Linked DNA regions of Homo sapiens: region 1 is linked to region 2. A link is a loop called in an ENCODE intact Hi-C map of the cell type or tissue named here. Cell type or tissue: heart right ventricle. All regions are shown on one strand. Links, peaks and the distances in the headings refer to the core of each region. The heading gives the core; the rest is flanking DNA. Region 1 has its middle 44 kb from the start of AVPR1A. Region 2 overlaps RXYLT1 (ribitol xylosyltransferase 1).

The links. A loop is a pair of places that touch in the nucleus more often than their neighbours do. Peaks named below come from ENCODE experiments on the same cell type or tissue, not always from the same donor. Only the 100,000 strongest peaks of a DNase experiment are listed, where the experiment ranks them.
Region 1: it touches region 2 in a loop (6-fold over the local background); 64 of 110 quality-filtered maps call a loop at or near these places.

The regions. Positions count from the first base shown.
Region 1 is chr12:63,099,309-63,115,390 of GRCh38, reverse strand. No RefSeq gene overlaps it. Among named protein-coding and RNA genes, the nearest start is that of AVPR1A, 44 kb to the left of the region's middle. In heart right ventricle, for the core only: a CTCF peak has its summit at 11,471; no DNase peak of the experiment used is centred there.
Region 2 is chr12:63,786,479-63,801,870 of GRCh38, reverse strand. The region is part of intron 3 of RXYLT1 (ribitol xylosyltransferase 1); the gene reads right to left. Among named protein-coding and RNA genes, the nearest start is that of RXYLT1, 14 kb to the right of the region's middle. In heart right ventricle, for the core only: no CTCF peak of the experiment used is centred there; no DNase peak of the experiment used is centred there.

The DNA of each region.
Region 1 (16,082 bases), core at 3,652-11,651, 690 kb after region 2:
CTAGAATGTTGTTGATGTATAGAAATGCAACCAATTTTTGTACATTAATTTTGTATTCTAAAACTTAAGTCATTTATCAAGTCTAGTAGCCTTCTGGAGTAATCTTTAGGGTTTTCCAAGTACAAGATCATGTCATCAGCAGAGATAATTTGGCTTCCTATTTTACAATTTGGATGCTTTTTATTTCTTTTTCTTGCCTGATTGCTCTGGCTAGGACTTCCAGTAGCATGTTGAATAGAAGGGGTGAGAGTGGATATCCTGGTCTTCTTCCAGTTCTTAGGAGGAATACTTTCAACTTTTCCCAATTCAGTATGATGTTGGCTATGGATTTGTCATACATGACTCTTACTATTTTGAAGTGTGTTCCTTTGATGTTTGACATTTTTTTTTATCATGAAGGGATGTTCAACTTTATCAAGTGCTTTTTCTGCATCTATTGAGATGATTATGTTTTTGTTATTGTTTATATGGTGATTTTCATTTATTGCATATGTTGAATCATCTTTGCATCCCCAGAATAAAACTGACTTGATCATGATAAATTATCTTTTTTTTTTTTTTTTTTTTTTTTTTTTTTTGAGACAGGGTTTCACTCTTGTTTCCCAGGCTGGAGTGCAATGGCACAATCTCAGCTCACTGCAACGTCTGCCTCCCAGGTTCAAGTGATTCTCCTGCCTCAGCCTCCCTAGTAGCTGGGATTATAGGCATGCGCCACCATGCCCTGCTAATTTTGTATTTTTAGTAGAGACAGGGTTTCTCCATGTTGGTCAGGCTGGTCTTGAACTCCCAACCTCAGGTGATCCACCCGCCTTGGACTCCCAAAGGTATTATCTTTTTGATGTGCTGTCGAATTCAGTTTGCTAATATTTTGTTGAAGATTTTTGTATCTAAGTTCATCTGAGATATCACCCTCTAATTTCCCTTTTTTGTTGTTGTTGTGTCCTTGCCAGTTTCTGGTATGAGGATGATAGTGATTTTGTGGAATGAGTTAGGGAGGAATCCCTCCTCCTCAAGTTTTTGGAATAATTTTAGTAAGATTGATAACAGTTCTTCTCGGTACATCTGATAAAATTTGGCTGTGAATCTGTCTGGTCTTGGGCTGTTTTTTTCTTCGTAGATTTTTTATTACTGATTTGATTTCATTTCTTATTATTGGTCTGTTCGGAATTTCTTCTTGGTTCAATCTTTCACAGTTGTGTTTTCAGTAATTTATCCCTTTCCTCTAGTTTTCTAGTTTGTGTGCATGGAGATGGTTATAGTCATCTCTGATGATCTTTGCATTTCTGTGGCATCAATTGTAATGTCATCTTTATTATTTTTATTGTAATAATTTGAATCTTTTGTTTCTTTTTTCTTGAGTATTCTAGGTAGACTTCTATCAATTTTGTCATTTCAAGAAATAAACTTTTCATTTTGTTCGTTCTTTGTACAATATTTTTTGCCTCAATTTCATTTAGTTCTGCTCTGATATTTGATATTTCTTTTCCTCTACTAGCTTTGGGTTTAGTTTGCTCTTGTTTTTCTAGTTCCTTGAGGTGCCATGTCAGATTGTTAATTTGAGATCTTTCTAGTTTTCTGATGTAGGCATTTAACTCTATAAACTTTCTTCTTAGCATCACTTTTGCTGTATTCCTGAGGTTTTTGTATATTGTGTCTCTATTTTCATTCATTTAAAAAAGACTTTTTCATTTCTGCGTTAACTTTGTTGTTTACCCAAAAGTCATTCAAGAGCAATTTGTTTACTTCCCATGTGCATGTGTGGTTTTGAGAGTTCCTAATTTTATTCCACTGTGGTGCAAGCAAATACTTGATATGATTTTGATTTTTTTGAATTTATTGAGACTTGCCATGAACAAGCATATGGTTGATTTTGGAGAATTTTCCATATGCAGATAAGAAAAGTGTATATTCTGCAGTTTGGGGATGGAATGTTCAATAGAACATTTAAATAGGTAAAGCATGGGGTTTTTCATGGTGAGTATATGACATTATTCATTTGTCAAACCCTATAGAACTTTACAGAAGAAAGACTGAACTTTAATGCATGCAAATTAAAAATAATCATTTAGCAAGTTGGAAGATTCAGGAAGGAATACAGACTGTAACAAGAGAATCTGACTATATCAGAAATGTATGAAACATCCTCCATGAAGAAGGTAGCCAGAAAGGGTGCTGAATGAGATGGAAGCCATTCTTTTTAGAACTGCACATGTGCACTGTACAATAGTTGATAAAAGTATTTCCCATAAGGTATGGGCTAACAATTCAGACACCCCTATACGTGCATACTAAAACCGAACAATTAGGTGATGGAGGGTAGGTGACGATTTCTCACTGTTGGAGTGGGAATTTACAGATAAGCATGGCCAGAAGGCTACAGTGATCTATGAGGTAATTGAACAGTTAGACACATCTGTATGAGCTCATGTTTAACTTAATATAAATGTTTACATATGGAAATGTGTATGGATACCTGTATGTACATGGGTTAGTATACAAACATGTATCTCCTTGCTCTTTCAGTTGAGAAGGTCTAAAAGCAATAATACCAAGGTAACAACAAGCACAATGAACATGAAGGTCTTGTTTTCTAGTACTGTTCTCCAGGTAAAGAAATCAGGGTGCCTTGAAGAAATGTCTCATTCTAGAACTCAGGTGGGAATTACATAAAATGAGCTTGGAGCCTCTTATGGGGCTAGAAACTTAGGAAGTACTCAACAGAAAGAAAAAAAACAACCCTGCATAGACAGGAACATACAAGTTTAGGAATCAAATGGACACAGGAGCCAACTGAGAGAGTTCACTATGGCCAATGTTGAAACAACTTTAGCAACAAATTAAGCCCAACTAGAAATTAAATTTCCATAAGTCAATACAAAAATAAATAAACTACTTAATAAATAACTAGATGGGGGAGAAGAAACAAATCTTCCCTAAGGATAAGGAGCGTAAATCCCCACCTCTTCAGCGTGGGCTGTGCGGAGTGACTCACTTCCAAAGAGTGCTAGTGGAGAGGGGAGAAAACGTAACTTTACAGTGGAGAAAGCTAGCAAACACTACCTGAGCCAGGGGATTAAGGAGAACAGCAACAGTGATAAAGCATCTTGATAGTATGTACCCTCGAATATGATATGATGAGAATGTACTTTACCTCTGTGGTTTTTTTTTCAAAACCCTTAACCCCATTCTAACCATGAGAGAAACATCAGACAAATTCCAATAGAGGAGCATCCTACAAAATGCTTGACTGAGACACCTCAAAACATTAAAGTCATCCAAAATAAGACAGGACTGAGAAACTGTCACCACCAGGAGCCTAAGGAGACATGAAAACTAAATGTAATGAGGTATCTAGGAAGGGATCCTAGAATAGAAAATGGACATTACCCTGAGAAGGGTAGTGGAAAGAGTGGTATGAAGAAAAGTTGATGAATCGGTACAAATATATGGTTTGATAGAAGAAATAAGACCTAGTATCAGATCCGTAAGGTGCCTATGGCTTACAATAATCTAGGTATTGTTTCAAAGTAGTTAGAATAATTCAAATGGTTCTAAAGAAAAGAAAAATATTTAAGATGATATTTATTTAAAGTACATTGATTTAATGTTTACACATTTTATGAACATCGTAAATTGTCACATATGCCCTGAGAACTATGTACATCTGTTACATGTCAATGTAAAAATAAATAACTAACATGGTTGTTCGGTAAAAACTAAGGAAATCTGAATAAACTATGGACTTTAATTAATAATAATGTGACAGCATTGATTAATTGTAACAAATGTACCATACTAAGATGTTAATAATAGAGAAAACTGAATGAGGGGAAAATGTGGGGACTCTATACTATCATCACAATTTTTTTCTGTAAATCTAAAGCTGTTCTGAGAGATAAAGATGACTTTTAAAAATGCTTTCAATTATCTATTATTCATTTACTGATTGGTTTCCATGGGCCAAAGTATAATGAACATACTAAGGAAAATGTGACAGCTTATGTGTAGGCATAATAATATTTTTAAAAATTGAATAAAAAAGAATTATCTTCCTGCTTTTACACTGTTGGTGCGAGTGTAAATTAGTTACACCATTGCGGAAGACAGTGTGGCGATTCCTCAAGGATCTAGAACCAGAAACACCATTTGACCCAGCAATCCCATTATGGGGTATATACCCAAAGGATTATGAATCATTTTACTATAAAGACACATGCACACATATGTTTATTGCAGCACTGTTCACAATAGCAAAGACTTGGAACCAACCCAAATGCCCATCAATGATAGACTGGATAAAGAAAATGTGGCACGTATACACCATGCAATACTATGCAACCATAAAAAAGGATGAGTTCATGTCCTTTGCAGGGACATGGATGAAGCTGGAAATCATCATTCTCAGCAAACTAACACAGGAACAGAAAACCAAACACTGCATGTTCTCACTCATGACTAGGAGCTGAACAATGAGAACACATGGACACAGGGAAGGGTGCATCACACAGGGGCCTGTCACGGGGTGAGGGTCTAGGGGAGGGATAGCCTTAGGAGAAATACCTAATGTAGATGACGAGTTGATGGGTGCAGCAAAACACCATGGCACGTGTGTACCTATGTAACAAAGCTGCACGTTCTGCACATGTATCCCAAAACTTAAAGTATAATTTTTTAAAAAGTTCTTTTAAATAGCATATATTCTACATTTTGGGCTGCTTGTGACTGCAAGGTAATAGTACTCAATAAAGATAGATTAATGTATGTTTTTAAAAAGTCATCCAGACAGAAATATATACAAAATCCACTCAGAGAATCTAAACATACAATGTTCTATCCTATGGCAAAGGAAGGTGTTTGGCTTCTTCCACGGTCCCAAAGGTCAATTACAGGAAACACCCACCAATGACTCAGGAAGAGATGTTCTTTCCATCTGAAAAGAGCGTGATCTAATTCATAACAATCTTAGTACAGAAAATAAAATCACACTGAGGATGTTAAATTCTAAAATATATTCTTTCCTCTTCCTTCTCTGATAGGGCTACGTCTCTCAGCCCCATGGAAGAATGTAACCAGTAGAGACATCCTGGCCACTTTCGCTAGGTGAGTAATTATTTTGTTTAGAGGTACATTATACAGGATTCTGAGAAACTCAAGTTGTTCTGGAACAAAAAATAAGCTTTGACCAAATCTGTTGTAATGGATGGAGATACTGTGTCAGTTAGGAAATGTTCCCGTTAGAGACTCCTTTGCTTTTTCCACCAGGCTAGTTGTTACCTTGCTGTGAGGCATATTGCATGATGTCATGAGGATGCAAGAAAATCACTGAAGAAAGACATTGGCTTATAAATCTGTAAATATGGGACTAGAGAGTGTATCATATCCAGGAAATGTCATGAGAATAGTTATTACAGGAACTATTGGTCCTCTAGGGAATGGCAGGATTTGTTGGATTCCATTTTTGAGTATGAGCCAGAAACAGATCCAAACTAAGAAATATGGATTGGTGACCAGAAAAATATCAACTAACTTTTCTTCTCTAAGAATATTTCTACCAAAAAGCTGTGGTGATTTTGTCATTGTCTTGTTTTATTGTTTACATTTCAGTCTCTTAATTATGTAGCACAGCTATTACCTTGTTCTGTCTAATCCATTAATGAAAGTGGGTCAGAATTTTTCTTCTATGACATCCTCTGCAAGATAAAATTTAAGCTTTGCCTAGGCACGGTGACTCATGCCTGTAATTCCAGCACTTTGTGGGGTCAAGGTGGGTGGATCAATTGAGCCCAGGAGTTTGAGACCAGCCTGGGCAACATGGCAAAACCCCATCTCTACAAAAAATACAAAAATTAGCCGAGTGTGGTGGTGTATACCTGTAGTCCCAGCTACTAGGGAGGCTGAGGCAGAAAAATCACTTGAATTCATGAGGTCAAAGCTGGAGTGAGCTGTGCATGTTTGCACCACTGCACTCCAACCTAAGCAACAGAGTAAGACCCTGTCTCAAAAAAAAAAAAATTAAGCTTTAACATAAGATGCCTGTTTACCTCTTTACCTCATCCCTGGTCCTACTTCCACGAGCACAATAAATTGCAGCCACTAGAAACTCAGTTGTCTCATCTGGGTCTTTGCACAAGCTGCTCCCCATGCCCGGAGTAGTCTGGCAGATCTCCAGCTTATTCAAGAGGTTCATTCTTGCTTATCTTTCAAAATTTTAGCGCAGAACCACTGCTCTGGATGGCCTCCTCTGGCTCACCAGGCTCCCATCTAAGAGGCCATTCCCATTTAATGTTCCATAATCTGTGCTCACCCTTCCCGTAGAACTGATACTGAATCACATTTTTCTATTGCTGTGTCCAGTGCTACTACTAGGCAATGAGTTCTTGAGGCCAAGGACAGTATGTATTATTCTGAGACCCCCAAAATATTGTATATATAATACGTGGCAGTAATGGTCACTAAGGATTGCGGAATGAATACATGAATCAATACAATTCAGTAAATACTTTAAAGCAACAATTAAAAACTATTGAAAAGTTAGTACAACCCAAATGGACACATCAGAATGAAATGTGATCTCCATAACAAATTTATTTTTACAAAAAGACTTCTGTGCTTCCAATCTTGCCCCCATCATCCTTTTTCACTCTGCTACCAAATATTCCTTCTGACGATGCTGTTGTGTTCACAGCCCTTCATGATCTGGCCTGGATTACTTCTCCAGTTTTTTCCTCCCACACCACACTATGGCCATAGTAATTCACTCACAGTTCCCAGCATACAGTAGGCTCATTCTTGAACAGTGCCCATGTGCAGGAAGCTCTCAGTTTGTTTATAAGTGAAAAAGGCTAAGCATCTTGTGCTGTACTAAAGCTTGTAGATTGCAACCAAATGGGAAAATCTTAATTGCATTTAGGTTCAAAGCCTACTATAGCCAGGCACTGAGTTAAGGACCAGGAGAACAAAAACCAATAAAGCATGGTCCCTATTCTCACAGAATTTACTATCTTCTGGGAGTTTTTTAAGATACATAAATATATTTTTTTTATTTTTTAAATCGATGTAGTAAAAGAAAAGCTTGTACAGTTCAGGAAAGACTTCCTAGAAAGTCTTGAAGGATGAAGAAACCTACCAGTTTAAGAAAGGGCACTTCAGGCAAAGAATACAGCTAAAGGCGTGGAGGCGTGACATAGTATAGCATAGACTGAAAAGCTCTAAGTGATGTAAGCAAGGGATGACAGTGGCCTGAACCACAGCAATGGTACTAGCAATGAAGGTGGAGGGCTCAATTCAAGAAATAAATATACAGAGGATCATTGTGGCTTGGTGATTGACGAAATGTGCGGAAGAAGGAGAAAGAGGAAGGTAATGAAATCATAGAGAAGGAGCAGGTTTCTAATAGGATGGGGAAGACAATGAGTTCTAGTTTCAACACTTGGAGTTTAGATACCTGGGATACGTCAAGTCAATATAACCAGTAGACAGGTTGATATAGAAGCAGATATACACAGCAGGAAGTTTTACGTACAACCTGATTAATAGCAGGCTCCATTAATCAGGATGGGAATCTAAGACTATAAGAGCAAATGGTATTTGTTAAGGAGAGCATGTACTGAGGAAGAAGCTCAGAACGACAGAGGAGACGCAAGGGAGTAACAGCTCAGGAAGACGACCAAAGAAGCAGGAAGAAGTTACCCAACAACAGCCGGGAAGGGGACTGAGAGGAGAGGTTCATAAATGCCAAAGGCACAGAGTGTGAAGAAGAAAGAAAATGCAGCAGAACAGTCCAAAAAGATAAAGGCAGGAAAATAAGCAACGGGTTTGGCAAGATGAATGCTTTTGATGCTGACATTGGCAGAGGATTTAGTGGAATGATAGGACTGAAGCCAAATCGAGAGTTGATAAGTGAAAGCAGGTGAGAAGGGGGACACAGTGAGAGTAAGAGGACCCTCAAAGGGGCCTGAATGAGAAGGGAAGAAAAGTAGGACAATGCTGGAGGTGGGCAAGGAGGAGAACTGGTAGTTCCACGGCCAGAGGAAAAATCAAGACGGAGGATCTGTGAGCAGGTTGGAACCTGCAGAGAAGCCACTCACAACAAAAAGATGCAAGATAAAGGAAATCTCACCCATGACCTCCTTGCTGCCTTGGAATGTATCTTTTTCTTGTCTTCTCCTCAGTCTTAATGACTTACCCGACACGTAGGTATCCAATAAATGTCTGCTAAATGGATACATGAGTGAATAAATGATGAAGCAACACCACGGAGGAAACTGCAGAAAGTGATCAAGGGACTAGGGTGACAGACCGACCTTCAGCAAGCAAAAAGACACTTCTGGAAAGGTCGGGTAGGAGGGAAAAATGGATTTCCTTGCCAGGGCTCTCTCACATTGATAAATTAATTTTTTGATCTGGCGAATGTGAGTATTTACGAATCTGCTAATTATTATGCATTAGGGTTTTATTTACTGTTTCAATGCTTCTTAAAAATGAACATTTTCAGGAAGGTAAAATATATTTTGTCTGGCCTTCTGGTCTATTTTACTGTCATACTACTGCTTAAAAGATATTTAAGCCCCCTAAGAACATAAACCTTGACTCTTTTTATCCCTTACAACAGGGGTCCCCAACACCCAGTACTGGTCTATGTCCTGTTAGGAACCAGGCCGCACGGTAGGAGGTGAGAGGTGGTTAGGTGAGCGAGCATCACTGCCTGAGCTCCACCAACTGTCAGATCCGTGGCAGCATTAGATTCTCATAGGAGTGTGAACCCTGTTTTGAACTGTGCATGCGGGGCATCTAGGTTGCATGCTCCTTATGAGAATCTAATGCCTGATGATCTGAGGTGGAACAGTTTAATCCTGAAACCATCCCTCCACCCCCAGTCTGTGGAAAAACTGCCTTCCATAGAAACTGGTCCGTGATGCCAAAAAGGTTTCAGGAGAAAGGCCTGGGCTATATAAATTTGGGAATCATTGTCATGTAAATGGAACTTAACACAATAAGACTAAATGAAAGCACCAAGGGATAAGTATAAATAAGACAAGAGCTTCAAGAGTGAGACCTTGGACACTCCAAGTCTGACATGAGCACTCCAACATTTACAAGAAGTGACCTATGAAGTAGGAAAGTAGGAAAGTAGGAAACAAACAAACAAACAAAAAAAAAAAAAAAAAAAGGTAAGCAGAGCCTGGTGGCCTGAAAGTCAAGTGGGGGAAGTATTGCAAGGAGGAGAGAGTGATCTCTTTGAGGAAAGCCCATTGAATTTAGGAAATTAAAGAACAATGGATGTCACTGATAACTTTGATTAAAATGTTTTGGTAGAATAGTGGGGATAAAAGCCCATTGAAGTAAGGGCAAAGGAAAATGAGAGGAGAATCCTCAGAAACAGAAAGTGTAGACAACTCTTTAGAGGACTATTCCTGTAAAGAGAAATAGAAATGGCACAGTAGCTAGAGGGGAATCACCAAAGGCTTTGTTTGGATTTGGTATTTAACATGGGAGCTACTGCAGAATGCCTGATATTAAGAAGAATGGTACAGTAAGAGAGGGTGAAATCAATGATGCATTAGAAAGAACTTGCATGAGGTTCATAATTACTAGTAACTAGATGATTCAGTTAGAAGTTGAGAAATGATGGGGTGGATCTAGGAGACATGTGGAAGGGCTGGGCTTAGAGATGCAGAGAGTAACAGCAAGGAGGGAAGAATATGGGCATGCATAGGCTGATAGGTGCAGAAGCTCTCTTCTGAGTCCTGTTTTCTTAGTAAAATAGGAAGCAGAATCATCAGATGAGAATGAAGAGATGAAAAAGGGATGGAAGTTCAAGGAGAAGGAAGAAAATGTGAAAAAATTGCCTAGAACTTTTTTTTAAATTCACAGCATGTTTTATATCCCAAACTGGCACAGATGTGTGTATATAAATGTACATACAAATATAAAAGAAACAAGCATTTCATGAAATAGTGTTTATCCTTATTTTATGCTGTGTACCCTATTAAATTCTATTCAGCTTTAATCTATTTAAGTTTTTAAATGCACAATTTGAAAAACACTTTTCTAGAGAATGGGAGAATGAACGGACAGTATGATGAAGCAGAACTACCAGGTAGCCCAAAGATTCCACTTGAGTTAGTGATAACATAAATTTAACATGGGCCTGGTAGTCATGGCTGTAGGTTTTTATCCAGTCATATCCAGGTGCAAGGAGGCAGGCATGGAATAGGCAGAGAGTTAGATGTAACTGGGTTGGGGTTTCCCAGGCACTGTAATAAAGGACAAAGCAAGGCCATACATAAATATGCAAGAAAGTTATAACAATGTGAAAGCATGGAATCCCTTCCATATAAGGCTGTAAAGTGAGGTGATGAGGAAGAGCAAGAGAAGGAGAAAAGGTGACCAAAGCAATGGACTGAAGGTCCAGTGGAGTTGGGAAAGTGAAGACAGGGCATCTGAGAGTATTTTGATAGAATGCAATGGTAAGGATGTATATGCTAGAAACCGAGATTAAGGTAGGGATGTAGTTGTTGGTAAACACAAAGGCAAGGGTTGTGACCATGGGAATGAGTGACTGAGGTAAGGTGGGGGGAAGATCCCTAAAGGAGAGGAGGTTAAGAAACCTGGAGCCCATGTTTCAAAATGATCATCTGTCTGGATACTGAAATAACCAAAACTTGTCACAGGAGTTTTAGGGGGAAATTGACAGTGAGCCAGGATCTAAAAACATTATAGAAATGAAGAGGAGAGACTAGAAGTAGATGACTGCAGTAGGAAGGGGGGTTGTGCAATCGTTGGATGACAAAGACTTCAAAGCTGGGGGTTAGAGAGGTGGAGAGGAGAATTGTTGGAGACAGCGATGAGGGGCTGGCCGGCATCTACTGGCCCCCAAGGCCTGGTAGTCAGAGGGGTATGGGAAGAAAAGCTACATGCAAGACAGCACGCTCCTCACACTAGAGCCAGGTTTCCATTGAGCAAAAAAGCAAACAGTGTTCAGAGAAGAAATAAAGGATCTGGGAATTTTGCAGATGGTGGATTTTGAATTCCGGATAGCATGGTGGAAATTTTCCAAAATAGGGAGGAATGAGAGATGGGCCAGGGTAGCAGATGCACAGAGCCATGTGGGGATGATCCCCTATGTAACTGATGATTTTCTGCAAGTGACTCAAGAAAGGAAGCTAAATTAAATAAGGTAAGACAAATGCCCTGAGCTTACAGCAATGTCAGGCCTTTGGGTATAGAAATAATACGGAAAATTGCTTTGATTCTTTTTTCCTTAGACATTATCATCATAGTTGGCATTCATGTTACATTGTTTACCATCTTTTTACGACTCATTCTATTTTAAACAGATTTTTCTCATTCTTTAACATGTTTAGTTTTTTACCTAGAAATAAGTACAATAAACTTAGCAACCTAATTGAATTGTGTGGAGAGGAAAAACAGTTTACTTGATATTAACTCAAGAACCAAATGGTTTAAATATTAGAAAGTTGTTCATTAAACACGAATATGCCACACGAAAAAGGTTGCAGTTCTGTGACAATTAGTGCACTTCAAAGAAAATCCAAACTTATTACAGAGGTACCACAGAACCAACTAAAATTCTCCCAAGGACAAGAAAGCATGCATCAAAAATTTTCACTTTACAAAATGCAACGTGGGCTCCACCCACTGGAAATGTTATGTTACTGCAATGTTGCCCTTTAACATTGACAAATACAGATTTGCATTCATTATTATTATCGATTAGTAGATATGATGTATTGATTGTCTTCTATATACCAGGTACTGTGCTAGATTTTGGAGATACAATAGTAAACATGAAACACAAAATATCTGTCTTCATGGAGTATATATTTTAGTGTATAAGTATAAAATTTCATATTTTGCTCACTATAAAAAACTACAGGCCAAATCTGTGTAAGAGGTATCCTGGATAAGAATGAACTCTAAGACATTAGAAACTTGATGAATAAAAGCTGGGGAAAAAGCTTGTTAATTACATTATCAAAAATGTTCAGTTTCTAAAGTTAGAAATATCAATTCACCTTTAGGGCATAATGTTCTCTGTGGCAATAAAACCACACATTCCATGTGACCACTCTCAGCTTTCATTCTTTGTGTACAGTTTTATGAATCTCTATATATGCATAATTTTTTTGTATTTTAGTTTTCACTTTTCAAAACTGGTGTCATACTGTATGTAATTGGGGAATGGCTTCCTTTTTCATTTTCTATTATATTGTTAAAATTCTTCCATCTTAGAGTTCCTTTGTTTTAGCTGCTCTACAATGTTCTGTGGTGTGAATGTACCACAGTTCTTTTGCCACTCTTCCACCAATGGGCATTTAGGTTTTCCCTATTATAAGTGTCACTGCTGTGAGTATGCTGTGCATATCTCCAGGTATAGGTGTATATGAGAGATTTTCCTAGGTATGTACTTAGGGGTGGAATTGCTAGGTCACACCCAGTATGCAAATGTTCAACTCTGAGAGAGTGACAAAATGTCATTTAGAATGACAGCAACAAATTACACTCCTTTCAGAAATGTATAACAAATCATTTGAAACCAAAGCCTTTCAAACACTTGGTATTTTCAGATTTTAAAACATTTGGCAGTTAAATGCAAAACGGTACATGGTACCTCACTATGGTCTTAACTGGGATTGCCAATGATGTCAAAAATGTCATTGTGGCTTTATTTGCCACACGTATATCCTCTTGTGCAGAATGTTTGTTCATGTTTCACCTCCATTTTTATGTTGTATCATTCATGTTTTTCTTATTATTTGTAAGAGTTCTCGATATATTCTTTTAACCTTTTATTTTAAAATAACAAACTTTCAGAAAAGTTGAGAGAAAAATACAAAGCATTTCTGTCTCTATCCTTTACCCAAATTCCATAGCCGTTAACATCTTATCACATTTACCTTATAATTTTTATTCTTTCTCTTACCCCCCTTTCTCTCTCTCACCCTTTTCTCTTCCTATGTATGCGTGATTTTTTTTCTCTGAACCATTTCAGAGTAAGTTTCAAATATGAGGCAATATTATTCATCAATACTTTAGTATATATTTCCTAAAAATAGAGATGGTCTTCTACACAGGCAAATACAACCATCAAAATCAGGAAAATAACATTGATATAATACTATCAAATCCACATGCTCCATTTAGATTTTGCCAATTGTCTCCCTCATGGTCCAGGGTGTAGTCCAGGATTGAATACTGCAAAGAGTTCCACATCTCTGTCAGGCGAGGTGTCAGAGCCTCAGCAATGGAAAGTGACTGACTCACAGGGAGTAAGAATAATTTATCCACAACAGCATGGTTTTGAAAAGGAAAGTTTTGATAGATGGAATGCTACAGAAGAGTACAGCCGGGCATCTCAGCAAGAGAGGACTGAGTGCACCATGGTGGATTTTTTCCTTAGGGGTATTTATGGACCTTAAAGTGGGAGTTAAGGGTAATTTAAACCATATTAGCCACATAGTCATGATAAGTGATTACATTTGTAGACATTTGGGTGCCTTGATGTCATCAAGGGTCACACAGTCAGTTTCAACATGCATGCATTCCAGAGATGTATAGAAGTTCTAATTACTTATACATTTGGGGTGAAAGAAGCCTGCTACCAGATGTCAGCTTTAGATAATAGAGAAGTCTAATTACTCTTGAATTCCTCAGAAAAGGAGTTTTGTCTCTGGATTGTCTGCTTGATGGCCTCGTGGTGGTCTTTGCTCTCCTCGGTCTTCTTCACTCTGGAGCAGCTCTTCTGTCTTGTCTTTCATGACCTCAATGCCTGTGAAAAGTACAGGCCAGTTGCTTTGTAGAATGTCCATTGTTTTGAGTTTGGCTGGGGTTTACTCATAAGCAACTTGAGGTTTTACATTTTTGGCCCCAGAACACTGCTGAAGTGATACTGTGTCCTTCTCGGTGCAGCACATGAGGAGGCACATGACGTTGATTTGTCCCATTACTGGCGCAGTGAACTTTTAATACCTGGTTAATTTGATGTATGCCAAACTTCTCTACTATAAAGTTATATAATAATTTTGAACTTATTACTTAATATCTAATCAATAAGAACTTGGGGAGTACTTTGATATGATGTATATATCTACCCCATATCTATCCCCCTGCTGTTATCTCACTATCTTAATCACTACAGTGTGGGAGCCAAGGGGGAATCTTGGCCCTCTGAAGTTTCACTGAAAAATCAACTTGCAAAGGCACAATACACAGGAGTCTTCAGAAGGAAGACCCAACCTGACAATAAGGTACAGAAGCTTATATACCATCTTGAGGTTATAGAGAGAGTGAGGGCTCAGAACATGGCCAAGAACAGGTTATGTTGGTAAATCAGGTTTAATGAGAGGTTTAAAAGGAGGTGGCCTGGCTAGCAAAGGTGGCCTTGTTATGTGGCTGAAGCCTCATAGATAGCAGTCCTCAGAGAATAGATGGTAAATGTCTCTCTTCAGACCTTTAAAGGTGCCAGACTCAGTTAACCTCACCTAGGGCTGGGAAATGCCTAGAAAGGGAAGGTCTGGCTACATTAATGAGGATTCTCTACAGATGCAATACCCTCCCAACTCAATCTGCTGGCCCTGCAGCAGCCATTTCAAAATAAATCAAGAAAATATATTTGGGAGTGAAATATTTTAGTTTCCTTCAACAGCTTCATAGTAAGTTCTGATACCTGCTACTTCAGAAGCATTCTGGCTACTTTTGACCCTTTACCCTTCCATATAAGTGGTGAAATAAGCATAGAAAGTTTTACGGTTTTGATTTCAATTGCATTGAATCTATAATTCAAGTTGGGAACAATTGGTGTCTTTATTATATTTTTTTTCCTTTCCATAAACATGATATGTCTCTCCATTAATTCAGGTTCTCTTTTTAAATCTCTTATCAAAATTGTATAATTTTTCCCGTGGAAATCATCTTGAAAAAAATGCCCCAAGCCATTTGAACAACTGGTTTTAGGAGATCTAGAGCTGAGATTTGAGACAGGAAGAAGCATGTGAAAGTAGAAATCCTCACTTCCAACTGGAATTAAGCCTAGATTAAACTAGGTTTGGTTCCACTGTACTTGACATGTGTGTTGAAGTCCCATTTGTACATAATGGGTAGTTGAGCCTAATAGGGAAACATGCTTGGCTTTAGATACCTCAAATAGAGCTAAAGCTCCACCACTGCCTCCTCCTTGCCTAAACTGAGACTAGTGTTCAGCTTTCCCTCCTGAGAAGTCAGTAGAAGTTGGAGTGGATACAGAGACTGGTGAGAGCCAGGAGAGAGAAGCCTGAGAAAGCAGAAGGGCCTGGGACCAGAATGCTTTTATCCCTCATGAATGATGTTGTTCTGTGGAAGAAATGGGCCATGCTGGGCTGGATGCGGTAGCTCATGCCTGTAATCCCAGCACTTTGGGAGGCCGAGGCAGGCAGATCACTCGAGGTCAGGAGTTCAAGGCCAGCCTGGCCAACATGGTGAAACCTCATCTCTATTAAAAATACAAAAATTACCCGGGCATGGTGGCGTGTGCCTGTAGTCCCAGCTGCTCATGAGGCTGAAGCAGGAGAATCACTTGAACCTGGGAGGCAGAGGTTTCAGTGAGCTGAGATCGTCCCACTGCACTCCAGCCTGGGTGACACAGCGAGAGTGTGTCTCAAAGAAAAGAAAAGAAAAAAGAAAAGAGGCAGTACTGAGCAATGAGGACTGTGGAAGGGAACCACAAGGAGGACCGTGGGAGGAGATATTTAGGAAACAAGGCAACAATCAGAAGAAAAGATCCGAAGCCAGCCCAATTTTACACTTCCATCTTTTCTCAGGAAACCGATCGCCAGGCCTCTCAGATGCCATCGGGGAGCTGAGGCTTTCTAGATCACTGCACCCAGACAATGAGATGCATCTGTTGCCTGTTGATCAATTCCCCTTCTTACCCCTCCCTAATTCCTATTTTCTTATACGTGGTTACAATAAGACGCTGGACCCTTCATTCAACCACCTGCTGCCTGTTGACCAACTCCTCTTCCTTGCCCCTTCTGTTTTCCTTCCCAGCTATGTAAACCCCTGACCTTAGTTGAGAGGGAGGG
Region 2 (15,392 bases), core at 592-8,591:
ATGATAATACAAAATGTGATAGTTTTGTGTTTTTTTGTTTTTTTTTTGAGGCAGGGTCTCAACTCTTGTGGCCCAGGCTGGAGTGCAGTGGTGCAATCTTGGCTCACTGCAGCCTCAACTTCCCTGGCTCAGGTGATCCTCCCACCTCAGCCTCCCGAGTAGCTGGGACTACGGGTGTGCACCACTACACACAGGTAATTTTTCGTATTTTTTTGTAGAGATGGGGTTTCACCATGTTGCCCATGCTGGTCTTGAACTCCTTGGCTGAAGCAATCCACCTACCTCAGTCTCCCAAAGTACTGGGATTACAGGCATGAACCACCATGCCTGACCTTTTTTTCTGTTGTTGTTTTAACCACACTGAAAATAAATGCTGGCTAGAATTTAAACTCTTAAGCAAAGAAATATAATTGAATAGCATGGAACTCTGTAAAATAATGGTTTAGTTCAAACCAGAAAGGCATTTAAAGTCAGTAGTTCTCAACCCTTTTATGGTGTGAGCTGCTATTACACTCTTCATCTGACTCAATGGATGAGAAAGTGCTGACAAATTAAGAAACGAAGAATGGCATTATAAACATTCCATGAATGTTATATCTCAAAAATATAATGTTAAAAAAAGCAAGGATTAGGACACTCACAAAATATACATAAACTTGAAAGTACAGTCATAAAAATTATTTACACATATATATTTAGGATCAGTATAAATATAAAAATTTGAATGGGAGGATCCACATCAAATTTATGATAGCAATTGTATCTGAGGAGGAAGGAAGATGAAAGGGACTAGAAAACAGTACAAAGGGAGCTTTACCCTTATTGAAAGTATTTAATTTTTTTAACAGGAAAATTAAATATCTGAAGCAAATATGACAGAGAGCTGAAATTTGTTAGTTTTGAATGGTGAGTAAATGGGAATGTGTTGTATTACCATTTTTTTTTTTTTTGAGACAGAGTCTCAGTCTGTTGCTCAGGCTGGAGTGCTGTGGCATGATCTCAGCTCACAGCAGCCTCTGCCTCCTGGGTTCAAGCAATTCTTGTGCCTCAGCTCCTGAGTAGCTGGGACTGCAGGTGCGTGCCACCATGCCCAACTAATTTTTGTATTTTTAGTAGAGACAGGGTTTTTGCCATGTTGGCCAGGCTGGTCTTGAACTCCTGACCTCAAGTGATTCACCTGCCTTGGCCTTCCAACGTGCTGGGATTACAGGTATGAGCCACTGTGCTCAGCCTACTCTCTTTTTAACTGTATTTTTAAAAAGTTTTCATTAAAGGAATAGACATGTATCATAACTCATTTTTTTCATATTAAGTGCTGCCTAGAACAACCAGTACCATTGAAATATTTTCACTAGTATGTATTAAATAGAACAAGTACCATTTAATTCATCTTAAAATTAGTCACTCTTATCCTAGATTCTTTACAACTTGCTTAAACCATTTCTTTATATCCTGATAGAATCTAATTTTCAGCACAAATATACCCAAAGCCTACTTTCATTGCTTCTTACTGCTGGGGATAAAAACATTTGTTCAACGCCTTTTATATACATGATACATAAGCACTTTGCATGGGTCATCATTAACCCCCCCAACAACTCTGAGGAGTTCATTATTCTCTCATTGGCATTTGTGAAATTGCACTTTAGCTGTCAGCTTGTAATGGCAATGACGAGTTCTCAACAAAGTTCTGTCTCACTTCAGAGCTTAAGTTTTTCCATAACTCCATGGTTAACAAATACTAAACAGATATTAGTTAAAGCACAAAACGTAAAAATATATTTTACTATGTGTGCATGTACCATATGATTTATATGACATTATTCTAAAATTATATAACATACAGGGACCAGGACTATGTTTTGAGGACTATGTTTGCCTTGGACAGTATCTAGCACTGGCAATGACTAATGATTCAGTGATAACCTAGTAATTTAAGACAATATGCAGAATCTGAGGGGCTAGAAAAACTAGCAATGATGATGATAATTATGGTATGTTTAAAATATTTATTATTGGTAGCATACGAATACTTTGTATTTCTCTTTTAGAAATATAAGCAGGTATAATTCTTAAGAGCATGAGAAAGTCTTCCAGTCCTCCTTCCCCATGTTAGGCCAATTTTATGAAGGAAAAAAAAGGAAATCTTGAGAGAGGTTCTATGACTTGCATAAAGCTAGCTGACACTAGATAGGAAATGGTACAGATCAGACTCAAATTTGGTTATTTGACATTAAGTCCATATATATCATGTGCCCAAACAATTTCAGAGTGCCATACAGCTGGGTGTGGTGGCTCATGCCTGTAATCCCAGCACTTTAGTTGACTGAGGTAGGCGGATCGCTTGAGTCCAGGAGTTCGAGACCAGCCTACACAATATGGTGAAAACCCATCTCTACAAAAAATACAAAAATTAGCTGGGCATGGTGGTGCAGCTACTCAGCAGGCTGAGGCAGGAGGATCACTTGAGCCCAGGAAGTCAAGGCTGCAGTGAGCTGAGATCACGCCACTGCACTTCAGCCTGGGTAACAATGAAACGTTGTCTCAAAAAAAAAAAAAAAAAAAAAAGAAAAGAAAAGAAAAACAAAGTAGGTTTTAGTCAATGTATTAAAATAAAATATATGAAGCTATTCTCAAATGTAACTTTCATGTGAAAGGAATATCTTTCTAATTTTAGTGATCCACACAAATTAACAAAATGAAGTATGATTCATTCAAGGGCACATTTATACTGTCTTGGTCTTGGATGTCCACAACTCCCTGTGTTTTGGTAATGGTGAAAGCCATGGGGTCAATACTGCGAAGCCAAGGTGTAGGTCAGAGATTCTTAGCACCTTTAGTGTTCCTGTAAATTTTTCAGTGTCTCCCAAGCTAAAAGAAATGCTTAACAGTTCAATTTTTAAAGTCATTAGGTCTAAACAACCTAATAAGTATCTATGTCCTAACAGCTTAAAAGTGACTTAAAAAAATACACAGACACTGAAAGAAAAACTCATATTCCTATTTCATTCTTAACTAATCACAAATATTTAATAGCATGTGTGCACCTGTTGAGCACTATAGAACTTCTCAAACCTTGGAATCAGTGGACACTGTCAGTGTCATTTCCTGTTCCACACTCATTTTTGTGCAGTGCGTGCATTTTATCACGGCAACCATGGAAAACCCAGCTTCACAAAGTCCTGATATTGTTCAAATAAATGCAGGGTAATCTAATGTTGAAACTGTACTGCTTTGAACTTGCAGTTTGCATAGGGCCTGAAAGATATCAAGTATCAGTGTTTCCCATAAATATTTAAAATATTTGGTGATGTCCCACAGTGCCTCCGTCAAGGAACCACAGATCTAAAAGAAGAAACTTTAAGGGCCCAAAAAATTTCATTTGATTCAGATACCTGGGTTGTATGTATGTATGTACATATGTGTGTTGGAAAGTTTGTTAGTCAAACTGCAATGGGTTGAGAAGTAAGGAAGTGATTACAGTGAGTATAGACAAGGATTCTGAAAGTTTTGAAGAGAAGGTGATAAAGCAATAATGAATGAAGTGGAGAATAAAGGAAAGCAAGGAAGTAATGCATGGAACAAGGTCCTAGAAGCAGGTGGGATGCACAGGTGGTGGGCTTTAACCTTGAGCCAGGAAAGATCACTCAATGTTTGAGAGCTTGGAAAGAGATAAGGATGGGTGAGGGACCAGACAGAGAGTAGGTACATGTTACAGCAGCTAGTTAAGAGAGATAATTATGATGTCCTCAATTTTCCTGATGAAAGAGGAGGCAGGGTTGTCTGCTGAGAAAGAGGAGATAGGTAGATGTTGGGTGGTGGGCTAGAGAAGAGTGGACAGATTTGCTATTTCTGTATTTTCTATTTTTGTGTCACATTAGCTACCTACTCATGCAAACTAGAAACTAGGGACTTCTCAGATTTGTTTCCCTCTCTCATCTTCCCATCTAATTAATCCCTAAATTCCGACCATTTTGCTCCTAAATATTTCTCAAATTTGTCCCTGGCTCTGACCCACTACCACTTCCCTATTTCATCCATTAGTTTTATCTCTGTGGGATACTTCCAATCTCCTACTTGGTCTGCCTGCACCCAGCTGTCTCCTTCAAATCACTTTCCCCCATGGCTGCTAAAGAAATCTACACACATAAACACATGACAATACCACTATCCTGCTTAATCATCCTCAATTGCTTTTCACTACCCTAGAATAAAGTCCAAGAGCCTTAATGTGGTACATACAAGGCCCACCATGATCTGGCCCTTGCTCAATCCTCCCCATCTCAGCTACCTTACCTTTTCTTCATGCTCTAGGAATATTGATTGGTTTGCAATTCCATGCATAAACCCAAGTTTATCACTTATGAACCTCTGATGTCACTTCTGCTGGGAATATAATCTTTTTTCTGCCTTGCTAACTTCTACTCATTTTAAAGACTGCTCAGCTATCACCTCCTTTAGAAAACATTTGTTGATAGGCCCCACACCCCTAACTCTACTTAGATTGAGTTAATTGCCTTTCTTCTGTATTTCCATAACAATAAACATGGTAGAGTATGCATATTCTTATCATTATGCTTTCTATATGGTATGAAAATAATTTATGAGGCTGGGCATGGTGGCTCACGCCTGTAATCCCAGCACTTTGGGAGGCTGAGGCAGGTGGATCACCTGAGGTCAGGAGTTCGAGACCAGCCTGGCCAACATGGTGAAACCCCATTTCTACTAAAAATACAAAAATTAGCTGGGCATGGTGGCAGGTGCCTGTAATCCCAGCTACTTGGGAGGCTGAGGCAGGAGAATTGCTTGAACCTAGGAGGTGGAGGTTGCAGTGAGCCAAGATCGTGCCACTGCTCTCCAGCCTGGATGACAGAGCAAGACTCTGTCACAAAAAAAAAAAAAAAAAAGAAAAAGAAAAAGAAATATAATTTTCTTTAGGCCCTAAATTCTTCTAATAGTTGGCTTTTTTATTTTCTCAATTTCTTCTTTTTTTTATCGACAGGACTATTGCAGTAGGCTTTTTTCCTAATGAATGGTCAACATTAAAGTCTTATTGGGATTGCACTTTCTTTATTTTTAAATTTTTATCCAGTGATTCTGGGGATTTTTATGAGGTTTTCTTGGTTGTTTTTTATGTATTTATTTGCATATAACAAACAATTTAATTCTTTGTTCCAAAATAATTCATCATATTCAAATGATGTGCTCCTTTTACTTTTGTTTCTTAAAATCAAAACGTTTAAGACTACTAAACATTTTACTCCTTGCTCTGAAGATGAGGCCTAATTTAAGAGATGAATAATCAGCTGATGACTGATTCAATGAATGGCATTTATCTCTTTATTTGTCTTTGGGTATTTATATGGATGCTAACATTTGTGGGTGAAAGGGAGATACTGTGGGACCTTGTAATCATATTGAAAAACAGGTTATCTACATGGTCCCAGAGAATCTCCTAGTAAATATCACAATGGAAAAAAACAGTAACTTTACAGTGAACAAACTAGGCAGACTGCACCTTAGCCAAGTGATCAAAGTTAACATAATCAGTAACGGGAACAAATATGACACACTGAGGATGACACGATGTTGTTTCTGAGGTATTCGGAACCAAAATACATAACCTGAACTGAACTGTAAGGAAACATCAGACAAACCCAAACTAAAGGACGTTCTACAAAATACATGGGCAGTACTCTTCATAAGTCACAAGGTCAACAAAGACTGAGAAACTGTCACAGACTGGCTGAAGCCAAAGAGATATGAAACCAAGCACACCGTGTGATTCTGGATTGGAAACTGGGCCAGAAAATGGACAGTAGTGGGAATGTGTGTATCTGTAAATTAGATAACAGTTTTGTATCAATGTTATTTTCCTGAAAAAAATAATTATACGGTAATTATGTAAGATGTTAGCATTTGAGGAATCTGGATGAAAGGTGTAATGGATTTTTTTGGTACCATTTTTGCAATATTTTTGTTAAGTCTAAAATTATTTCAAAAAGAACAAGTTAAAAAATTAAAATATTAAAAAACAATAATTTCCCATAATTTTACAGGAAATAATTTGGGTATATTTAAATATTAGCAGTTTAAATGGCTATAGATTAAAGTTCATAGAGATAAATGCTCAAATAGAGGAGAAATGAGTCTGGTATTATATTTAATATTGGGTTCAATTATTATACATTTTGAAGACACAGCCTATAAATTCACCTCTCATTAAGGAAAGGTGTTATAAACACAGAAATAGCCCAACTTTTATATTTTAATACTTTTTTTTTTTTTTTTTTGAGACAGGGTCTTGCTCTGTCACCGGCTGGAGTGCAGTGGTGTGATCTAGGCTCACTGCAGCCTTGACCTCGCAGGCTCAGGTGATCCTCCCTAGTAGCTGGGACTACAGGTTTGTGCTGCCACGCACAAAGTTTTTCTGTTTTTTGTAGAGACAGGGTTTCACCATATTTCCTAGGCTGGTCTTGAATTCCTGGGCTGAAGCAATCCTCCTACTTCAGCCTCCCAAACTGCTGGGATTCCAGGTGTGAGCCACTATGCCTGGCCCTTCTTCTTCTTCTTCTTCTTCTTCTTTTTTTTTGACACAGGGTCTCACTGTCGCCCAGGCAGGAATGCAGTCACGTGATCACAGCTCACTTGCAGCCTTGACCTCCCAGGCTCAAGCTATCCTTCCACCTCAGCCCCGCAAGTACCTGGGACGACAGGTGCTAATTTTTGTGTTTTTTGTAGAGATACAGTTTCGCCATGCTGCCTAGGCTGGTCTCAAACTCCTGAGCTCAAAACGATCTGCCTGCTTTGGCCTCCCAAAGTGCTGGGATTACAGGCGGGAGCTACCATGCCCAGCCTATATTTTGATATTTTAAAAATAAATTATTAGTCTCCTCTGCAGCTTGTTCTGTCACCCATACATTAACATACCAAAATACATATATTTCTTACTTCCCAGGTGAGGTTATCATAAGATCTTGCTTTCACATATTTTGCTGACAAATTAGATATTTATTTATTCTGCTACAATGAAAACTATGGAACGGCCCTCTGTTTTATTTTTAATTTTTTTTTTAAATGAAAAATCATGGGGTTTCACTATGTTGCCCAGGCTGACCTCAAACTCCTAGGCTCAAGTGATCCTGCTGCCTTGGCCTCCCAAAGTGCTGGGATTATGGGAGTGAGCCACCATGCCCGGTCAAAAGGCCCTTTAGGAATAAGATATTACTTTTGTTGCTCCAAGCAGTACATAAATTAATAACTTTACAAATAAATCCACTACCCCCTTCAGCTATTAGTTTGTCTGAGTTTGCAAGGAGACACTAATGCCCATTTCCGTAGACTAGGAAGGAGGAAAGGAGAAATTAAACATTAGGAGGTGCTCAACAATTATTTGGTAGAAATGAATTAATGGATCTCTCAATTTATTTAATATTTTAATTTTTGAAGAATTATAAATACATTTTCCAAAGCTAGGGAGCAATGATATTTTGGTGGTCAAAGTTTTAAGCAATGTGACTGACAACTTAGTAAGAAACTGAGAACAAGAACTGTGGAGAAACCATTTCCTTGGGTAATGAACAGACCACAGTGGACTATAATAGAGATCTGAGTGTCCTACAACAGCTACACATCAATAGAGAGAGGAAATGGGAGTAAGGGCTAGACCTCCAACTGTGAATAGACTACCTTATGATGGGGCATTTTGAAATTCATGCCAGGTGGATTTAGCTGGCCCCAGAGAATCCTACTGGAGTGTACCAGTAACACGAAAAGTTATCACTTAAAGGCTACAAGATGGCAACCTCCTTTCTCTTATATTATACATAACCCTCCAAGCAAGGATCTCTTTGCTCGGTAGTTGAGGCCTACTTTAAGAGATGAGTCATCAGCCGATGGCTGATTCAAGCAACGGCATTTCTCTTATTAAGTAGGCTTCAGTATTGTAAGAAGTTGTTTACTTGATGTTCTAATTTTTATGTATCCCAAAGTTCTTTTTAGGTAAGGGCGATTAACCTAAAAAAATTATTCAGTGTTCATTCAGACTATGATCCATTCTATGACAAATTGTGTTCTGAAGAGAAAATAATATAATACTATCCTATGTGAATCAAATTTATCTTTTCAAAGACAGCTAAGTTTTTATTCCTTTTGGTCATAAATATTTGTTTTTCACCCCACTTCTCTCCATTTCTACTACTATTTAGGCAGCTTACCTGTAGCTAAAGGCAATTTTAGTTTCCTAAGTATATAAAATCTCCTAAATGTATCACCAAGAGATGAATTTCTATTGTAGAAATATTATATATTAATTTAGGGGAGAAAAAGTTTTCTTTTTTATTTGCTTCTATTATAATTTCATGCATCAGGTATGCTTTTATTGCAGCACTTCACTCTTTTTTTCATAATTATGAGTATAGCAGAAGGGGGGCTATTAATTTAGTTTGTGTAAGCAAAAGCATCAGAGAACCCTTCAAGTGTATACATGCACTGTGCACCCTGTGCCTAAAATTCACTAAGTAGTAAACATAACCCTGAAAAATCACACGATTAAAAAAATTAAAAACATTAAAAGATAATCAAGAATTGGGCACATTAGATGTGCAAAAGTTAAATCATAGTTAACAGAGATTATGGCAAAATTGTAATTAAATTACTATAAAGAGGATATTAAAATCTAAAAACATTTAAAAGTCAAGATGAGGTTATAACTGGGTTGTAGCAGATTAGGAAAAAAAGTCTAGACCCAAAGCATAGATAAGAATTTCTAAAAATGACCCCATTTAAGAATTCAGAATGATGCTGGGCCAGTGTTGCATACCTATATTCCCAGCTACTCAGAAGGCTGGGGCAGGAGGATCTCTTGAGCCCAGGAGTTAGAGGCTGTAGTATGCTATGATCTTGTCTGTGAACAGTCACCACACTCCAGTCTGGGCAACATAGCAAGACCCCCATCTCTTAAAAAGAATTCAACATGAAATTATAGAATTGAATATACTTAATATTGGAGGTGACTTGTAGATGATGTGGACTAATCTATCATGTTAAAGGGAGGACCATGGTTCAATCCCATCTTTACTAGTCATTTAATCTCTCAGAACATCAAGGTTTTCATTGCAAAATGGGAGTAATACCACCAGCTGCACAGGGTGGTTCTGAGGATTAAAATTCACTGAGCTAATATCTGTAAAAGCCCCTGGAACACAGCAACCACTTCATATGTTGCTGTTGACTCAGGATTCTTTCCATTTTAAAATAAGACAATAAGACCCCAGATGGCTGGGAAATCTCATAGCACGCCAGCAGCAGAGCTGGGACAAGACTGCGGGCCTCAGTGTTTACTCTGCCAGGCTGGAAGCCCATCTCACCCACAGCTGGATGCCTTCTAAGCAGCCTGAATGCTCATTAATCTTTGAAGAGGCATAAGAGCCAAGAGCTGGCAATTTCTCATTTCTTTATGTTGACTACATGGGCTTGGGTGAGACATCGGCTGAACAGGAGTGATGAGAGAGAAAGAGTTTCAGCAGCTGTCTTCTGTCAAACCAAAAATATATCAAAATAGTGCATTTTTAAAACAAGGTTTCTAATATTACACTGGATAAGGTGTGAACTCAGAGTTGCTACTCTAGGACACTGCTTAGCTCATCAGTTCTTAGATTTCAAGATTCCATTTACTACAAAAAACTGAAAATGATCTTTAGGGACCAATACAGAATCACCAACTTCTTAAGACATTAAAAATAAAAATCCCCTGACTGCCTCTTACTCAAAATAGTCCCTTAGTCAAGAGTGTAGTGCTTGACTTTTGGCTTTACCCACTAATTAGAAGTATGTAACCTTAGGCCAGGTACTTAGCCTTTCAGTGCTCAAACGAGGTAAGCACAGTACCTGCCTCATGGATGCTTGTGAGCACTGAGAATAGTGTCTCACACATAGTAAGAGCTATGTAAATGTTAGATGTTATTTGTTATAATTACTAGTTTGCAGTTGTGGGGAAGTTATTTAATCTCTTTTGTCTTAGTTTCCTAACTTGCAAAATGTAAACAATGATACTTCATAGGGTTGTGGTAAGGATTAAACAAACTAAAAGTTATTAAGTGTATAGAACTGTTTGGCGCATAGTAAGCTCTTTATAAGCATGGGCCATCACTATCACTACTATTTTTTAAAGGATATTTTAACATTAAAAGAATAAATGTGGCATTTTGAAATACTGTTTTGTCTTTGTTTACCAATGAAAATTTTATTTGGGATCTCCATTGATTTATGCTCCAGCATTTGACCTAAATAAATGTCATGTCAGTAACCATTAACGTTATCTATAAATGCTTTCATTCATAGTGAGCTAACTTCTTACAAAAGTAGTCTGGAAATTCTAAAAATGCCATCTGACATGTTTTATTCTATCATGATCTTTGGAAATAAGTTCAACTCTTTCATAAGTAGCAGATGCTCACTGAAGATGTTATAATCGAATCTTGATAACAATTAATAATTTATGATCTACCTTTTGTTTTACCAAATGGGTAGACATTTATATAGCCTGTGGTAATGACTATACATAGAAATGATAGGATTCTGAAGGCAGTCTTTGGGGGATGAGCAAAAGTCACGATGAGCAGAATCAAGGTTCCTCTTAAGAAATTAAAAATAAAATTGTCCTATGAGATTAAACTATAAATCAACATATGATGGCTATGAGTAGTGGTAGGCAAAGTTCCTTCAAGAGACAGAATGGGTCTCAGGCTAGCTTAAAACTTAATTGAACATATTAATATAAAGAATGTATCAATAAGGCATTTGTGGGCAGGTACATGACGGAGGGGTAAGAGACAGTAATGGAAACAGAAAAAGGAGAACTGCTTGTAGGAAGATGTTGCAGTACTTAGTTAAGGAACACTAAAATAAAAGAGCAACAAGACTTCTATAGTGATTACTGTGTGTTAGATACTATTCTAAGCCCTGTAATTTATTAACACATTTAATCTTTGGAATAATCCTGTGAAATATGAACTACTACTTGCCTTAAATGTGAGGAAACTGAAACAGAGAGGTTAAGAAACTTGCCCAAGGTCAGACAGCAAAGTAATAGAACAAGAATTTGAACTAGGCCAGGTGTGGTGGCTCACACGTGTAATCCCAGCACTTTTGGAGGCCAAGGCAGGTGGATCATGAGGTCAGTTAGTTGGGCATGGTGATGGGCGCCTGTAATCCCAGCTACTCAGGAGGCTGAGGCAGGAGAATCGTTTGAACCCGGGAGGTGGAGGTTGCAGTGAGCCGAGATTGCGCCACTGCACTCCAGCCTGGGTGACAGAGCAAGACTCTGTCTGAAAAAAATAAAAGAATTTGAACAAAGATAGTCTGGCTCCAGAGTCTGTACTCTCAATAACTGAGTCACATGCTACACTGCCCAGAGGTGACAGGGCTTCATCAGGCTCATCCAGAAGTTCAGTTTGCCCTGTATGTATTCATGCATTCATATTCTGAGCACAGCCTATGGATGATGTTACCGATTCAGTGGTGAAAAAGGAGTCATATTTCTGTCTTTCTTTCTGAAACAGAGTTAAAAGCACTACATATAATTAAATCCCATAATATGGTTCCATTATGTAATCAACCCTCAAATAATTGGTTATCAATTGTAGCCTGCCTGTATGGAAAGAATGTGTCAGTCAAACCAATACAAACACATGGCCTGACTGACAGCTCTCTTTCCATTCTATATCATTTATTTGGTATGCTGGAATTCATTCTTTGGGCCTATGTGTTGATGAAAATCAGCATTCCTGAGCCTGATGAGCCCTGCAACACTGATGATATCCTTTCTACTTCTGTCTTAGAATTGTCTCGAGGCTACAATTAAATGATATAAGCTCGTTTGTTTATTTAAACAAAGTATATTTACACTTATTTTCAACAAGTATCTTAACAGTACTTACAAATTCTTCCAATATCTTCAAGGTGAGCCGTTACTTCTGATTCACTTTTGGTCAAACAAGGATGGTGAATGTGTGGAAACACTTAAGTTAGTACCCATGTAGTTGTTTCAACTGAAGACTTACAATTGCATAAAAGTTTATTAATTTTGGATAAATTATGTACGCTACTTTTCATGAACCTAACACTTTAATAAGCTGTTTAAAAAAAATCTCATACAATGGTGACCTTTCTTGAATATAGTTCTCTTAAATCCTAAGAGGAAACGGTATTACTCTTTGGCCATAATACCAGCACACCTCATTTTATTGTGCTTCACTTTATTGTACTTTGCAAATAAAGAGTTTTTTACAAATTGAAAGTTTGTGGTGATCCCCAGTCAAGCAATTCTATTGGTACCATTTTCCAACAGCATGTGCTCACTATGAGATGGTGATATGGTTTGGCTGTGTCCCCACCCAAATCTCATCTTGAACTGTAGCTCCCACAATTCCCACATGTTGTGGGAGGTGCCCGGTGGGAAGTAATTGAATCATGGGGGCAGGTCTTTCTTGTACTGTTCTCATGATAGTGAATAAGTCTCACAAGATCTGATGGCAAACTTAATAGATAAATGCTATGTGTGTGGTCTAACTGCTCCACCAACCAGTATTCCCCCATTTCTCCCCATCTCCTTGGGCCTCCCTATTCCCTGAGACACAACACTATTAGGCCAATTATTAACCCTATAATGCCCTCTAAGTGTTCCCTATAATTAATAACCCTATAATGAATGCCCTCTAGGTGAAAGGAAGAGTCGCAAGTCTCTCACTTTCAGGAGTGTCCAAGGGAGAGAATATAGGCATGGATTCTTAGTTTCTGTTTCTGGTTGGGCCAGTAAAACCCCTTCCTTATCCCTCTTTTCTGCTTATTACTAAAGACAGAAACTAAAAGCCATGGCTTCAGGCTGCTAAAAGCCTAAGACAAAACAAAACAGAACAACAACAATAAAATAAGGTGGGTTGGAGAAGCTTGCAACCAAAAGCTAGAAATAGTTAAGCTTAGTGAGGAAGGCATGTCAAAAGCTGAGGCAAGCTAAAAGCTAGGCCTCTTATGCCAAACAGTCAAGGTGGGAATGCAAAGGAAAAGTTCTTGAAGGAAATGAAAAGTGCTACTCCAGTGAACAACATGAATGATGTGAAGGTGAAATAGTCTTATTGCTCATATGGAGAAAGGTTTAATAGTCTGGATAGAGGATCAAACCAGCCACAACATTCCCTTAAGCCAAAGCCTAATCCAGAGCAAGGCCTCCACTCTTTTCAATTCTATGAAGGTTGAGAAAGGTGAGGAAGCTGCAGGAGAAAAGTCTGACGTTGCCAGAGGTTGATTCATGAGGTTTAAGGAAAGAAGCCATCTCCATAACATAAAAATGCAAGGTGAAGCAGCAAGTACTAATGTAGAAGCTGCATCAAGTTATCCAGAAGATTTAGCTAAGATCATTGATGAAGGTGGCTACACTAGACAACAGATTTTCAATGCAGATGAAACAGCTTTATATCAGCAGAAGATGACATCTAGGACTTTCATAGCTAGAGAGAAGTCAATGCCTGGCTTCAAAGCTTCAAAGGACAGGCTGATTCTCTTATCAGGGACTAAATGTAGCTGGGTGACTTTAAGTTGAAGCCAATGCTCATTTATCATTCTGAAAATCCTAGGACCTTTAAAACTATCCTAAATCTACTCTGCCTGTGCCCTATAAATGGAAAAAAGCCTAGATGACAGCAACATCTGTTCACAGCATGGTTTACTGAATATTTTAAGCTTACTATTGAGAAGTACTGCTCAGAAAAAAGGATTCCTTTCAAAATATTACTGCTCATTGACAATGCACCTGGTCACCCAAGAGATCTGATGGAGATGTACAGGAGATTCATGTCCTCATACCTGCTAACAAAATATCTATTCTGCAGCCCATGGATCAAGGAGTAATTTTGACTTTCAAGTCTTATTTAAGAAATACTTTTTGGCCAGACACGATGGCTCACGCCCGTAATCCTAGCACTTTGGGAGGCTGAAGCGGGTGGATCACTTGGGGACAGGAGTCCGAGACAGGAGACCTGGCCAACATGGTGAAACCCCATCTCCACTAAAAATACAAAAATTAGCTGGGTGTGGTGGCGTATGCCCATAGTCCCAGCTACTTGGGATGTTGAAGCACGAGAATCACTTGAACCCAGGGGCGCAAGTTGCAGGAAGCTGAGATTACGCTACTGCCCTCCAGCCTGGATGACAGAACAAGACTCTGTCTCAAAAAAAAAACAACAAACAACAACAACAAAAGAAATACTTTTCATAAGGCTATAGCTGCCACAGACAGTGGTTCCTCTGATGGATCTGGGCAAAGTAAATGAAAACCTTCTGGAGATGATTCATTATTCTAGATACCATGAACATTCATGATTCATGGGACGAGGTCAAAACATCAACATTAAAAGGAATTTGGAAGAAGCTGATTTAAACCCTCATGGATGACTTTGAGGGGTTCGAGATTTAAGTGGAGGAAGTCACTGAAGATGTGGTAGAAATGGAAAGAAAAGTAGAATTAGAAGTGGAACCTGAAGGTGTGACTGAATTGCTTCAATCTCATGATAAAACTTCAACAGATGAGGAGTTGCTTTTTATGAATGAGCAGAGAAAGTGGTTTCCTGAGATGGAATCTACTTCTGGTGAAGATACAATGTTGTGAACATTGGTGAAGTGACAATAAAGGATTCAGAATATTCCAAAAATGTAGTTGATAAAGCAGCAGTAGGGTTTGAGAGGACTGGCTCCAATTTTTTTTTTTCTTTGACTCATTCTGTCGCCCGGGGTTGGAGGGCAGTGGCATGATCTTACCTCACTGCATCCTCTGACTCCCAGGTTCAAGGATTCTTTTGCCTCAGCCTCCCAAGTAGCTGGGATTACAGGTGTGTGCTGCCACTTGCAGCCAATTTTTGTATCTTTAGTAGAGACGGGGTTTCACGATGATAGCCAGGTTGGTCTCGAACTCCTGACCTCAAGTGATCCAGCTACCTCAGCCTCCCAAAGTACTGGGATTACAGGCATGAGCCACTGCATCCGGCCTAGGATTGACTCCAATTTTGAAAGAAGTTCTATGGGTAAAAATGCCACCAAATAGCATCATGTGCTACAGAGAAAACTTTTGTGAAGGAAGAGTCAACTGATGTGGCAAACTTCATTGTTGTCTTATTTTAAGAAATTGTCACAGCCACCCCAGCCTTCAGCAACCACCACCCTGATTAGTCATCAATACACTGATTAGACATCAACATCGAGGCAAGACCCTCCACCAGCAAAAAGATGACTTGCTGATGGGTCAGATAACTGTTAGCATTTTTTAGCAATAAAGTATTTTTCACTTAAGGTACGTATTTTTTTTTTTTAGGCATAATACTATTACACACTTAATAGACTGT